Regions from separate parts of the Mus musculus genome. Here regions 2 and 3 are each linked to region 1. A link is a contact called in ENCODE POLR2A ChIA-PET data. All regions are on one chromosome and are shown on one strand. Each heading gives the region's core, a stretch centred on a gene start or an enhancer-like site at or near the end of the contact. The rest is flanking DNA. Distances are from core to core; before and after follow the strand shown.

Region 1 (4,034 bases), core at 297-2,796:
GCTGGATTCCCAACTGAACCGACAGCTTATGAAACGACTTTTGTGTTACCTTTTTTTTTTTTTTTTTTTTGGTTTTTCGAGACAAGGTTTCTCTATATAGCCCTGGCTGTCCTGGAACTCACTTTGTAGACCAGGCTGGCCTCGAGCTCAGAAATCCGTCTGCCACTGCCTCCCAAGTGCTGGGATTAAAGGCGTGCGCCACCATGCCCAGCTTTTGTGTTACTTTTAAGCCAGGTTTGGGGTGAGAGGACACAGGATAGGACAGGGCAGCACAAGCGACACTTCACTCGTGACTCTCCTGCCGCCTCTGCCTCACGGCCAACCGACTGCCCGGGCCTTTTGATCATTGGCTGCTTTCCTAACTACCCGTTTGCTCTCACTCCGCCCCCAAAGCTGGAGGATCCGAGCCATGGAAATGCCGAAAGGGTTTTCTCAGGGTAAAGTTATGGTTGGCCACTTGGAATCCACGTGCTAGCTGGGCTGGCTGGGCGGCTCCAGCGCGGTCTGCAACCAGTTGGGGACTGAGGGGCGGAGACGGTAGTGACGTCAAAGCCGCGGCCTTTTCTTCTTAAAGGTGCAGCCTCACACCGCGTGTTCCAGTTTCTGTTAACACCGTTTTAGCTTGGAAGTCTTAGAGGCGAGGCGGGCGGTGGGGTGCCGGGTACTGAGCTGGTGCGGAAACAGCGCTGTTTGCAAGCCCACCGGGGAAGGCAGCGGCAAAAGTTTTAACTTGAGTCCATTTCATTTTCTGTAAAATGGGGGTACCTACGTCTGTAATTACCTACTATGAAAAGTTTTGGTAGAGGCCATTTCTGGCCTACATTGGAAACTATGCCAGCAAAGGTTACGTAGATCGTCTTGGGGGAAAGAAACAAAAAACTTCTAAGTATTAAAAGTGGTAACAGTCTAAGATCTGTCGCGAAACACTGGTTTTCTTTCTTGCTCTACGTTCTCTGTGTCCTCGGCCCAAAGAGGTCCTGTAAATTTGCCCAGGGCCACACCACGTCTAGCCCAGGTTGCAGGTCGGCTGACAAGGCTGCCCTGCAGGTCATAAAGCGTTCTGGGGTTGCAACCCCGTTTCATCATCCGTAAAAGAGGATGGTGATTCCAGCCAACAGGCTCGCCATAAATCGTAAACTCCCGCCACGGAGCTAAGTGGGCAGATGTTTGCCATTGCTGTCCCACACTCTGATGACCTTGAAGAACCGACCCTCGCGGCAGCTGCCTCGTAAAAGGACGCGGAGCAGCAATACCCAAGCGGTCAGGAAAGTTCCAGCGATCGCAGGTCTGGACTCCCCGGACAACACTCCTGCAGGGCGTGGGCAGAGGAGAGCTACTGGAGCCGGGTGCAAGCGCCGTCCAGTCGGCGACCTTGACCTGCCGGCCGCAAGGAGCGCGGGGCCGCGGCGACCCGCCCACGCGGCCGCGGCGCAAGGGCGGAACTGGGGGGGTGGGAGGAGGGCCGCGAGTGGGCGGAGCTCGTTGCACTCCGTGCGCGCGGCCGGTCGGCCACGGGGCGGGGCTTCGCCTTCTGGGGGCGGAGCCGGTCTCACCGCTCTCCCGGGCGGCCGCTGTGCGAAGCGGGCACGCGCGGACCCTGCACCGGCCGCGGAGCCGCTATGGGCCCGCCAGGCCCCTGGCGTGGCGCGGCGCAAGGACCGGCTCCGAGCCAGGTGGGCGGGCCTGGGCTGGAGTGGGTTCTCCGAGGGTCCCCGGCTGGGAGGGGAATCGAGGCCGCGGGAAGGGGGTGGGCCTCTCCGTGAACCCCTTTACTGGGCCTGGGCATGGAGTGCGGCCGAGTCTCGGTGAAAGGGTTTGTTACTAGGTCTCTGCTTCCATCTCCGCGGCTTGTGTTTAAGAGAGAGAGGAGGCAGACAGAGAATGTCCTGCCATCCAGGCCTCACGGCCTGTCCTCTCTGGCCCCAGGCAGGCAGTGTGGGGGAGGGCCAGCAATCTTGGGAAGGAAGGTGGACCTTCCTCTATCAGCAGATTTGTTTACACGTTTCTCTCGGTGCCCGACTCGACCTCTCCTCGCCCGGGGCGCTCATGTGTCCGCCCAGATGTTGGGTGGAGGGGCTCAGGTGTTTGATCTTTCGGCCTCTGGTCTGGAGGAGCATGTGGCTGAGAAAATAGCCATCACTGTCTTTGGCCGACGGCTATTCTAGCTTCTTTCCAAACGAATGACGTAACCTTGAAGGTCACAGCAACCTTTGAGCCTTAGTTTTCCCCTCGGCAAAGTGAGCACATTTCTAGATTTTAAAGATTATAGAGGCAAACTCTGGATGAGACCTGAGTGCGCTGTCGTTAAAGTCCCAGAGCACCTTAGCTCATGCTTGCTCCCCACTCCCCCCACTCAGGCCTGCCTTGTCAGGGGGTAAGCTCCATTTGACTGTGGTGTGTGTTTTCAGGATTGAAATTCCAAGATGGATGATCAGGACCCTGGGGGCATTAGCCCCCTTCAGCAAATGGTGGCCTCAGGAGCCGGGGCTGTGGTCACCTCCCTCTTCAGTAAGACCTGGGGAGATGGGGGATGGGGCAGCTGGGGGTTAATGTGGGCTAAAGGTTGGAGGCAGTTTGGTTCTGATAAAGAAGAGGGTGAGTGGTGTCCTGAAGGAACCTTCAGACCTACCTCCTTCCCCAGTGACACCCCTGGATGTGGTGAAGGTCCGCCTTCAGTCTCAGAGACCCTCGGCAACCAGCGGTGAGTACCAGATCAAGGCGAGCTGCCTGACAAAATAAGGATTTCCCAGAGATGGGGTTCTAGTGGGGGAGGCTGCATTCCTGACCACCAGGGCTGACCTTTGTGTTTCAGAATTGACAACTCCCTCCAGATTCTGGAGTCTCTCCTACACCAAATGTGAGTGCCCCAAGCCCCAGGCCCTTGGGAGGGCCCAGGGAAGAAGTGTTGAGTATCCCTCGAGTACCTGGGTTACCCATGATCATAGAGTAGTACATGAGCCCAGCAGTGGTGGTGCACGGTGCGCACCTTTAATGTCCCACTTGGGAAGCAGAGGCAGGCGGATTTCTGAGTTTGAGGCCAGCCTGGTCTATGGAGTGAGTTCCAGGACAGCCAGGGCTACACAGAGAAACCCTCTCTCGAGATCCCCTCCTGCCCCCCCATACTTTGAGGCCACATTAGTCAGCTTTCTGACACTGGAATAGCCACATATTGACCCAGCTATGTCACCCAGCAAGGCTCCAGGCCCTTCCACCCTAATGTCCGTTCCCTTTCCCAGCATCCTCCGCTCTACAGTCCCCAGGGAAGTGCCTCCTATACTGCAATGGAGTCCTGGAGCCCCTGTACCTGTGCCCAAATGGTACCCGCTGTGCCACCTGGTTTCAGGACCCCACACGGTTCACTGGCACCTTGGTAAGGAGCAGAATCAATGTGTCTCTGAGGGACTCGATTTGGATTTGGCTAGGCTGCCGGTGTGGGGAATGGAAAGCAAATGGGGTGGTTGTTCAGTGTAGGAAGGGCTTACCTGGGAGGCTGTTCCTTCAGAAAGCTTTTTGGTCCTGATGCTGAGAATCAAAAACAGGACCTAATAGCGTAATACACACTAGTAAAGTTCTTTACTATGGAATTGTTTTGTTCTTTGCTTTTTGTGGTTTTGGGGGTGGGGGTGGGGGTTTGTGTGGTTTGTTTGTTTAGGTTTGTGTGTGTGTGGGGGGTAGTGGTAGATAGGGTTCTTCTTGTAATAGACCAGGCTGGCCTCAAGCTCCCAGAGATCCACCTTCTCCACCTCCCGAGTGCTGAGACTAAAGATGTGTAGCACCAACGTCCATCCACTTCCTTAAGGTTTAAGGGGTGGACTAGGAGTCCACCTAGAACCAAGTTGGGGGGCGTGGAGTGGGGTGTGAGTGTAGAGCTAACTGGCTCTTCTCAGGACTCAAGCAAGACTCTAGGCAGAGGCTGAGCCAGTCCATCGCAGGCCTTGTTCATCTCTGTCTTCTTTCCCTGGGCTGCCTGCTGGCTTGGTCAGGATGCCTTTGTGAAGATTGTGCGGCATGAGGGCACTAGGACCCTGTGGAGC
Region 2 (4,478 bases), core at 1,769-4,268, 140 kb after region 1:
TCAGTACTTGCCTATGTGTGGGCTCTGAGTCCATAAGCAAGCAAGCAAGCAAGCAAAGTAAAAAACAAAACAAAACAAAAACAACAAAATCCCTAGCAACAACAACAACAAAAACAAAACCAGCAACAATAACAAAAGGAACAGGGGGAGTGTGGGAGGGAGTCTAGAGAGATGGCTCATTGGTTAAGAGCAGTGGCTGCCCTTCCAGATGACTGGAGTTCAATCCCTAGCATCCACATAGGTAGGTGCTCACAAAAGTCTGTAACTCCAATTGCAGGAGATCCAATGGTCCCTCCTTGCTTCTATTGGGTATCAGGCACACAAGGAGTGCACACACCTACATGCAGACAAAACACCCATATACATAAAGTAAGAAAGTAACAAGAAAAAAGGGAGATGGGATGGGGTGGTGGGCGGCACACATCCATGATCCCAGCACTCAGGAAGGAAGCAGAGACAAGCAGATGGCTGAGTTCAAAGGCAACCTGTTCTGCACATCAGGTTCCAGGACAGCCAGGACCACGTAATGAGATGCTCTCTCCTAAAATAAACAAATACATTGAAAAGGAGGGCTAGGTATCTGTTGGGGAAGAGGGTCCTCTTTGAATGAGCATGAAGCTTTGTGAGGGACACTGGAGTGGTACAGGAGGACGAGGCCAGCAGCCTAACCAGCCAGCTGAACTTAAGTCAGCCTGGCAATCAGTGGGGTGACAGAGGTCACAACCAGAATGTTCCCACATCTCACTCTAGGGGATAGTTTATGCTCTGCTCTGGTAAGTGGTTTTGACGCCCTAGCCGGGTTCTCTACCTAGCTAACACTGAAGAATTTTACAGCTGAAATGTAAGATACCATTTGCTTGTTAAAAGAAAGGCCAGAGACTCAACAATATATATTTTTTTCAAGACAGGGTTTCTCTGTATAGCCCTGGCTGTCCTGGAACTCACTTTGTAGACCAGGCTGGCCTCGAACTCGGAAATCCACCTGCTTCTGCCTCCCAAGTGCTGGGACCACCGCCTGGCAATATTTTTTTTTTGTTGTTGTTGTTTTTGTTTTTTTGTTTTTGTTTTTTGAGACAGGGTTTCTCTGTGTAGCCCTGACTGTCCTGGAATTCACACTGTAGACCAGGCTGGCCTTGAACTCAGAAATCCGCCTGCCTCTGCCTCCCGAGTGCTGGGATCAAAGGCATGTGCCACCACGCCCAGCTAATTTTTTTTTTAAAAAGAGAAAAAAAATTATAAATCTACCATTCTCTCTGGAGAGTAGTTCTATAAGTCCAGATGTCTCTCTGTACAGTTTTCAAGTATTCTATAGACCTAAGGTCGCTGACATGGAAAGATGGCCCATGAAACAATGTCAGCTTCTAATGCTGCATGTGGCCAGGTGTGGAAGTGTGTGGTTGCGATCTATCACTTAGGAGCAGGAGGTAGAAAGATCACAAGTTCAAGGCCAGCCTGGCCCAGAGAGCGAGAGAGCGAGAGCAAGAGAGAGAGAGAGAGAAAGAGTGTGTGTTCCTGTTTCAAAAACAAACCTGTCAATAATGAACTGAACAGGACCTGAAGGGACAAGCACATGACCCCAGTCACTCGGAAAGCTGAGGCAGAAGGCTCACAGGTACAAGATCTCCCTGGGCTATGGAATGAATTGAACGCCAGCCTGGGTAAATAACAAGACCCTGTCTCAAAATTTAAAAAGCTTGCCATCTGTGGCCGGAGCACAGTGGCGAAGACAATGGTTATTAGCATTCAAATTAGAGTTCAATCCTCTAGCCCCCAAATAAGATGGGGCTGGTGGGGTGGCTCAGCAGGAGGGGCTTGGCTTTTCTCCCTACAACACCACTCCCTAACCCCCAAAGTCAGTAATGGTAAGGAAAAATTGCATATGAGTTTCATAAAAACTGTCTACTATAGCAGGAAACTGTAAGAGAAACATGGATATATATGTATGTGTGTATATTTTCATATATATAACGCTATAGTAATATAGTGCATATAATTAACCAAAGCCAAAATTTACAATCTGTATATGTGTTATATGAGAATATAACTTTAAGGCTGGCGAGATAGCTCAGCCGGTTAAGAGCACTGACTACTTCTGAAGGTACTGAGTTCAAATCCCAGCAACCACATGGTGGCTCACAACCATTGGTAATGAGATCTGATGCCCTCTTCTGGTGCAACTGAAGTCAGCTACAGTGTACTTACATATAATAAATAAATAAATCTTTAAAAAGAGAGAGAGAGAGAGAGAATATAACTTTAGCTAGGTGGTGGTAAGATGCACCTTTGATCCCAGCAGATTAGGAAGCAGAGGCAGGCAGATCTCTGAGTTGGAAGCCAGCCTGGTCTACAAAGTGAGTTCCAGGACAGCCAGGGCTATAGTGAAAAAAAAAAAAAAAAACCAAAAAAATTTGGAGGGTGGGCATAGTGGCTCACACCCTTAATCCCAACATGAAGGAGGCAGAGGCGGGTGGATCTCTATGAGTTTGAGGAAAACCGTGGTTGGCCTCAACTGTTTAGGAAAGAGTTAATATGGGTGACTATGGGTCCGTTCTAGGCTCTTTACGGAGAAGTGGCGTATGGATTCTTCTTCCCTTCCCAACCCCCACTCCTGTCCCTCTTCTGTCCTCCTAGGTGGTGTTCCCTACCCTGTTCCGCTGACCAGGCCAGCTGGTTGCTCACAGTCTCCACAATCATATTGGCAGCGTCTTCATCTTGGAACAGGATTTGGAGCTGCTGTAGGTCCCCAGAGAACAGGGCATTGTGGACAGCTGGGTCTCGGCAGGAGCGGCGAGGCCTAAGGAGCTGGGCCTGGGGACAAGGGAGGTCCCTGTGCCTGCGGCACTGCTGGGCAGCAGCTCTCCTCCTGTCCTCCCAGTCCAGCCACTCTCTCTGCAGGCGGAGAGCACGCAGTGTGGAGGATGTGAAAGGAAAGCTCTCCCCTGCCATGAGGGGTCCAGTGGTCTGGGCAGTGCCACCTAGGCAGAGAATCGTTCCTTGTCCCAGCTAGCACCTTGCTCTGGGGAGCCACCCTGCCCCCTTCTTGGTAAGCTGGAGAAACAGCTGAGGCTATAAATAGGCCCCTCACTGCATTGGTAAACAGTTTGCCTAGAGTCATGATCTTAATGCAGATGGTATTGGGCCAGCCTCTGACCCTGCTGGTACCCTTTTGTTGGTCAACAGGGCCTCAGCCAAAGGTCACTCCTGGACCCCACTTCTCTGGAGTGAGCCTTCTAGTCAAAGCAGTCAACCATGAGATGGGTGGGCAGGACAGGGTAGAGGAAGGACCAGGGTCCTGCAGCCTCTGAAGTATTGGCTGGTAAAAAGGGTAGAAGCCCAGGATGGCCCATAGACCTCAGTCTGGGGAAGTGGAGAGAGCTTCCAAGAAGCCAAACCACTCTTCCTGAATTTGAAATAACAGCAACCACTGCACACACACACCATGCTTTCTAGAACTGAAATCACTCTCAGATCCATCTCTACTCAGATGACCAGTCAGTGTTGTAATACAAGACAGATTTGGTCAGGAAATGAGGCCAAGCTAAGAATTTCAGTTCAGCACCTGAGATGGATAGAGACTTACAGGACGTAAGGTTTTGTTGTTGGCAGTGCTGCTGTTTTTGTTTTTTGAGACAGGGTTCCTCTGTGTAGTCCTGGCTGTCCTGAAACTAGCTCTGTAGACCAGACTGGCCTTGAACTCAGCGATCCACTTCCCTTTGCCTCAGGAATGCTGGGATTAAAGGGATACACTACCACACCTGGGTGGAATTTAAGTCTTAAAAAGGTAAAACTGACTCAAAGTTACATAGCTTGTGGGGGTGTGCCAAGGCCTCCAGTGGGCCACACTTTAGATAAGTACCCTAGAGGGTAGTGCTATGTTGGGTAGACAGTTGAGCAAATCCTCTTCTTGTCCCCTCATGCCGAAACTGGGCACGGTCTCTACCTTCAGTGACTAGTTTTTTTTTTCCCTCCCTGGTTTCTAGGGGAATCACGTGCCTGACTGCGGATGTGTCCAGGGATTTGACCTTGGAAGTGGAGACTGAAGGGATGAGACTTTTGGGAAACTACGCCCCATTCGCTTTAGGAGGAAATGGCTGTACTTCCAGGAGCCTCTAGGGGGAGGAATGAGGCCGCGGAAACAACAACAGCTGGTCGATTAGCTGGCAGGGGAGGGTGGAGGGATGTCAGCGGGCTTCTGTCTTCAAGACTGCAGGCTCTGCAGTGTCTTGGCAATGCCATGTGGGTCCCTCCTTGCTCCCGGTGCTTGCTCCCACCCACTCTCCAGCAACCTTCTCCTCCTCTGTATCTCTCACTTCCCCCTGGCCGCAGGCTCCCACACAGAATGTCTCTCCTACAGTTTTGTCCTCAGCTTCAGTTCCTAGCCTCCAGCCTGGATGGGTCTAGCCTGTGTCTCCTTCCTCTGACCACACTCAGCCCTGTCACAATCACCTATCCAAGAAGGTCACTTTTCCTTAAAAATG
Region 3 (4,072 bases), core at 311-2,810, 150 kb before region 1:
TTGTTTGGTTAGCATTTCTAGAGAAAGTCTCCAGCTGCTACCTGAGTGAGAAAAAAAAAATGATTTAGGCTCCAACTGCTTTCTAGATTGCTTTGTGACCAGTCCCTTGGACTTTCAGCTCTGCCCACACCCTCACCTTCCCTGGTGCCAGGTACAAATTCCAGAGGCTTGCTAGCTGACTAGGGAGAGCTCCAGGTTTAAGGAGAGACCTTGTCTTAAAATCAGGTAGAGGGGCTAGAGAGATGGCTCAGCTGTTAAGAGCTGATACACATACATACATACATACATACATACATACATACATACATACATTCATTCATTCATGTAGGCGAAGCAGTCTTACACTAGGTAAAATTAAACAGCCCCCCCTCACTCCCCCACCCTGTGAAAACATTAAAGAAAACAAGAGCTGGAAAGATGGCTAAGCAGTTAAAAGCACTTGTTCCACATGCAGAGCACCTGGGTTTGTTTCTAGCACTGACATACATGGTGATTCTTAACTGTAACTCTAGCTTCAGGGGATCCAATGACTCTGAACATGAATATATATGTGTGGAGGGGGGAGAGGAGTGGGAGGGGGAGGGAAAATAGTAAGAAAAAAACGTCAAGCTCTTGGTAGCCATGTGTTTAAGTTTCTCTCTTCTTCAAGGTTGTGATCCCTTTGTTATGCCTTGATTTATATGTAGCTTTAAGATAGGTCATTCTTTTCATTACAGTCCCCCCCCCCCACAGTGTCACTTAGATTTTGTTATTTGAAGCAATGTCTTATAGCCCAGGCTAGCTTTGAACTTCCTATGTAGCCAAGGATAAGCTTGACTTAATTTCCCCTCAGCCTCAAGCAGGAATAGACACTCGTTTATATTTACAACTATTAGGTTAATTTATTGGTTATCTGACTTCCTGCCTGGAATGGAAGCCCTTTGAGAGATTTTTTTGGTACCTCTTAAGTAACATTATTATGTATTAATTTTAAAAATACCCTCTTTGGACATCGGGGGGCGAGCCTCTACTACATAGAGAGCTACAGGAAACCCTGTCAACAAAATAACAAAAACAAAACAAAAAAACATTAAAAGTACTCTAGCTGTAAAGTCAGATCTCATGCTACTGTATAGCATTACACTGTATATTATTACAAATACGGGATGGGCTTGACCGTAAACAAGAGCATAAGAAAGAAAGACTTCTGAACACTGCTAAGGGAGCAAGTGAATACTTCCCAGGCCCCCAAATGCTCTGCCCTGCTGATCTTTCCCTCCGGAAGCGCTTACGCGCGCCGGCGCGAGTGCGCATGCGCGGCCCGCTGGGGTCGCTCGGGGCCGGGCGTGAAACCGAGCGATGTGAGAGGAAGGTTCCGCCTCCAGGCCTGCGCGCCTTCGGGATTCCCGTCGGAACGAATTCCTGTTCCCTCCTCTTCCCAACACCCCCCCAACAATCCCTCGCCAAGCACACATCCTCCACCCCCCTCCCCACGCCTGCTGCGCGCGCCCGGTGGGCGTGGGAGGGGGCGTGGAAACAGAGAGGGGGCGGGCGTAGCGGGAGGGGAGGAGCGAACCGGAGAGCGTCGTCCTGAGGAGGAGTGAGAGCGGCAAAATGGCGGACCGCTTCTCCCGCTTCAACGAGGACCGAGACTTTCAGGTAAACACGGGCGTCGCCGAGGACCACCCACGCCCCCGGAGGGCTCGCCGCGAGCCCGGGGCCGCCTCCCTCCCGGCCTCCTGGCTCTCCTTCCTTCTGCTCTCCGCTCCACCTTGCAAGCCGGCTCTCGCCCCTTCCTGCCTCTCATTTCTCCAGGGGCCTCCGGGGCTGAGATGAGGCCGCGTCCCCGGCTTCATCCCTATTCACGCCGCTTCTTCGGCTCGGCTTTCCTCCTATTTTGCTCCTGGCTTCCCGCTCCGCAGCCGGGCGCTTTGTGGGGGTTGCGCTTTGCTTGTCTCGGGGCCTGTGCAGGCGCAGGGCCGGCCCGGCCCCCGGGGGAGAGGGCTGGGGCGGGGAAGGCTTGGGCCAGCGGTTTTCAGGCCGGGGCTATGGAAGCCTTGGCTTTTGCTCGCCCCGATCATCCTGGGGATCGCCTCTCCGTTTTCCCATTGTGACAAACAAGCCCTTTATCGACTGTCTAACCTAGTCTTCCCCCTGGTAAAGGGCGCCCTTTCTTATCAAAGACGCCTTTTTTGTTGAGGCGAGCCATTGAGCTTTCTCTGGGCATAAATAACTGCTGTTGTTTACAGGCCGTTAATTGGGTTGGGGACAGTAAGGTATAGGTCTGTGGACTGGCGTAAACTTAACTTCGAGACCTACCAAGATTTGTAAAGAAGCATAATTATGGCCTTTCCAAGCGGGAGTAAATTCGTTCCTAAACCTTGATTTTTTTTTTTTTTCTTTCTTCGTTTGCAAATGTTGATCTGGGAAAGATGTCCGTGGGGTGGCAGGCATTAAAGAAAAAAACAACAAAAACAAAACAAAACAAAAAAACAAACAACAAAGGCCGAATTAGAATCATTAGGCTTTTAGATATTGAAATTGTTACTGCAGGCATAGTTGGGAGACAATAAGGGATTTAGTAGCCTTTGGTTATTTCTAGGTAAAATACATCCTCAGTTGCAAATCACTGCATTACTACCGCATCTCCTGGCAACAGCAATTTAGGTCAAGGGATGAGCCTCCGAACTCGAGTTTTTGTATTCCTTTCAGCTTCCTCAACGCACCTCTAGCTGTGTCAGAAGGCAATTTGAAGGGTTTGAATTCTTGGAGATGATTGGGTTGATAGACAAAGCAATTTCAACTGGTTTAAAATCAACACTGTTAAATAGTCTTAGGTGTAGAACGCTATGGGAAGTTTTGCAGCAGTAAGGGATTTGGGAGTTGCTGAAAATGCCTTGTGGTCATGTGCCTGCCGCAGAAACTGCAGCCCAGCACAGCATCTTAAGGTGTTTTAAGGATTTATCTCAGGTCTTCCAAAGTTTGAGGTGGACATTTGATACCCGAGAAGGAAGGCAGGCTTATCTTTCTTTTCTTTCTCCCTATATCAAGCCCTATGAAGCAGGTATAAAGTATATACGCTTTATTACTATTTTTTGTTAATTTAAAATTATTTAGGAGACAGTAGATGACGAAAACCTTCCAATGCTTTTCAGAGAAAAGAATTTCAAGGTGACCTAATAAAATTGAAAACAGACAGTTTTGAGGAAAAATGGCCCTCAAGTATTTCAGCTGGCTCAAACGGGGTTTTGAATGAAGATATTGAAAACTGGCTATTAGGATGTGAGTGTCGTCACTTGGAAACTGAGCAGGGAGACTCTTCTTCGATGCTTTAGTTGAGGTACTATAAAATCTGACTTATGGGATTTATGAGATGGGTCAGTGGGTAAAAAGCCTCCGCCTCACAAGCCTGGCCGCCTCAGTTTGATCCCTGGAAGGTGGAAGGAGAGATCCAACTCCAAAAAGTTGGCTTCTGACCCCAAATTATATGTCCCCTCACATGATATGCACAATAATAAAAAGTCACAGCCTTAAAGGTGGCTTAGGGAGTTTGCCATCAAATCTGAGCGGAGTTAGTGCCTGGGCATCCACAAGCTGGGAGGAAAGAACCAAGCCAGTTCCCCAGAGTTGGCCTCTAACAGCCCCCATGACGTAAATATAATAAAACGGTTTTAAAACCAGAAATAGATCCTTTGAGCTCTTTGATGTTCGTACATACATTTTAATTGTATTTTCTGCACTTGCTCTGACATAACCCACTTAAAATTCTAAATGTCGCAGTATTTTGCATAAAGGGTATTGGAAATGGGAAAATTGTTGTGAAACCATGTCGTATATATCTCATACTAGCACTAGCCTCAAGTCTGCAGTCTAGCCAGGGAGGACTTTGAATCTCTGACTCCCCTTCCTCAACCTCTGAAGTGCTGGGATTACAGGTGTGGTCTTTCATCCCCAGGGTTTTGTGGTGATACTAGCAAGCACTATTACCCACTGAGCTAAGTCACCAATCCAGAAATGGAATTATATTTTAAATTATGTTTTATTTATTTATGTATATATTTATGTTTGTGTGTATGTGAGTATCGGGTTCTCA

Evidence for each region. ChIA-PET counts read pairs that join two places held with the same protein, here RNA polymerase II (POLR2A).
Region 2: POLR2A ChIA-PET joins it to region 1 with 32 read pairs in embryonic stem cell. The contact joins the promoter of Asb16 here to the promoter of Slc25a39 in region 1. POLR2A ChIA-PET finds 5 or more read pairs at or near these places in 4 of 5 experiments (Patski and embryonic stem cell).
Region 3: POLR2A ChIA-PET joins it to region 1 with 10 read pairs in embryonic stem cell. The contact joins the promoter of Gpatch8 here to the promoter of Slc25a39 in region 1. POLR2A ChIA-PET finds 5 or more read pairs at or near these places in 2 of 5 experiments (Patski and embryonic stem cell).

What each region holds. Positions count from the first base shown.
Region 1 is chr11:102,405,029-102,409,062 of GRCm38, reverse strand. It overlaps Slc25a39 (solute carrier family 25, member 39), which reads left to right and starts at 1,546. Exons shown (of 12, transcript NM_026542.3): 1 at 1,546-1,673; 2 at 2,409-2,508; 3 at 2,642-2,701; 4 at 2,813-2,857; 5 at 3,237-3,370; 6 at 3,984-4,034. The coding sequence starts at 2,424.
Region 2 is chr11:102,267,291-102,271,768 of GRCm38, reverse strand. It overlaps Asb16 (ankyrin repeat and SOCS box-containing 16), which reads right to left and starts at 3,018. Exons shown (of 5, transcript NM_148953.3): 1 at 2,646-3,018. The coding sequence starts at 2,946.
Region 3 is chr11:102,553,646-102,557,717 of GRCm38, reverse strand. Gpatch8 (G patch domain containing 8) reads left to right here and starts at 1,560. Exons shown (of 8, transcript NM_001159492.1): 1 at 1,560-1,638. The coding sequence starts at 1,594.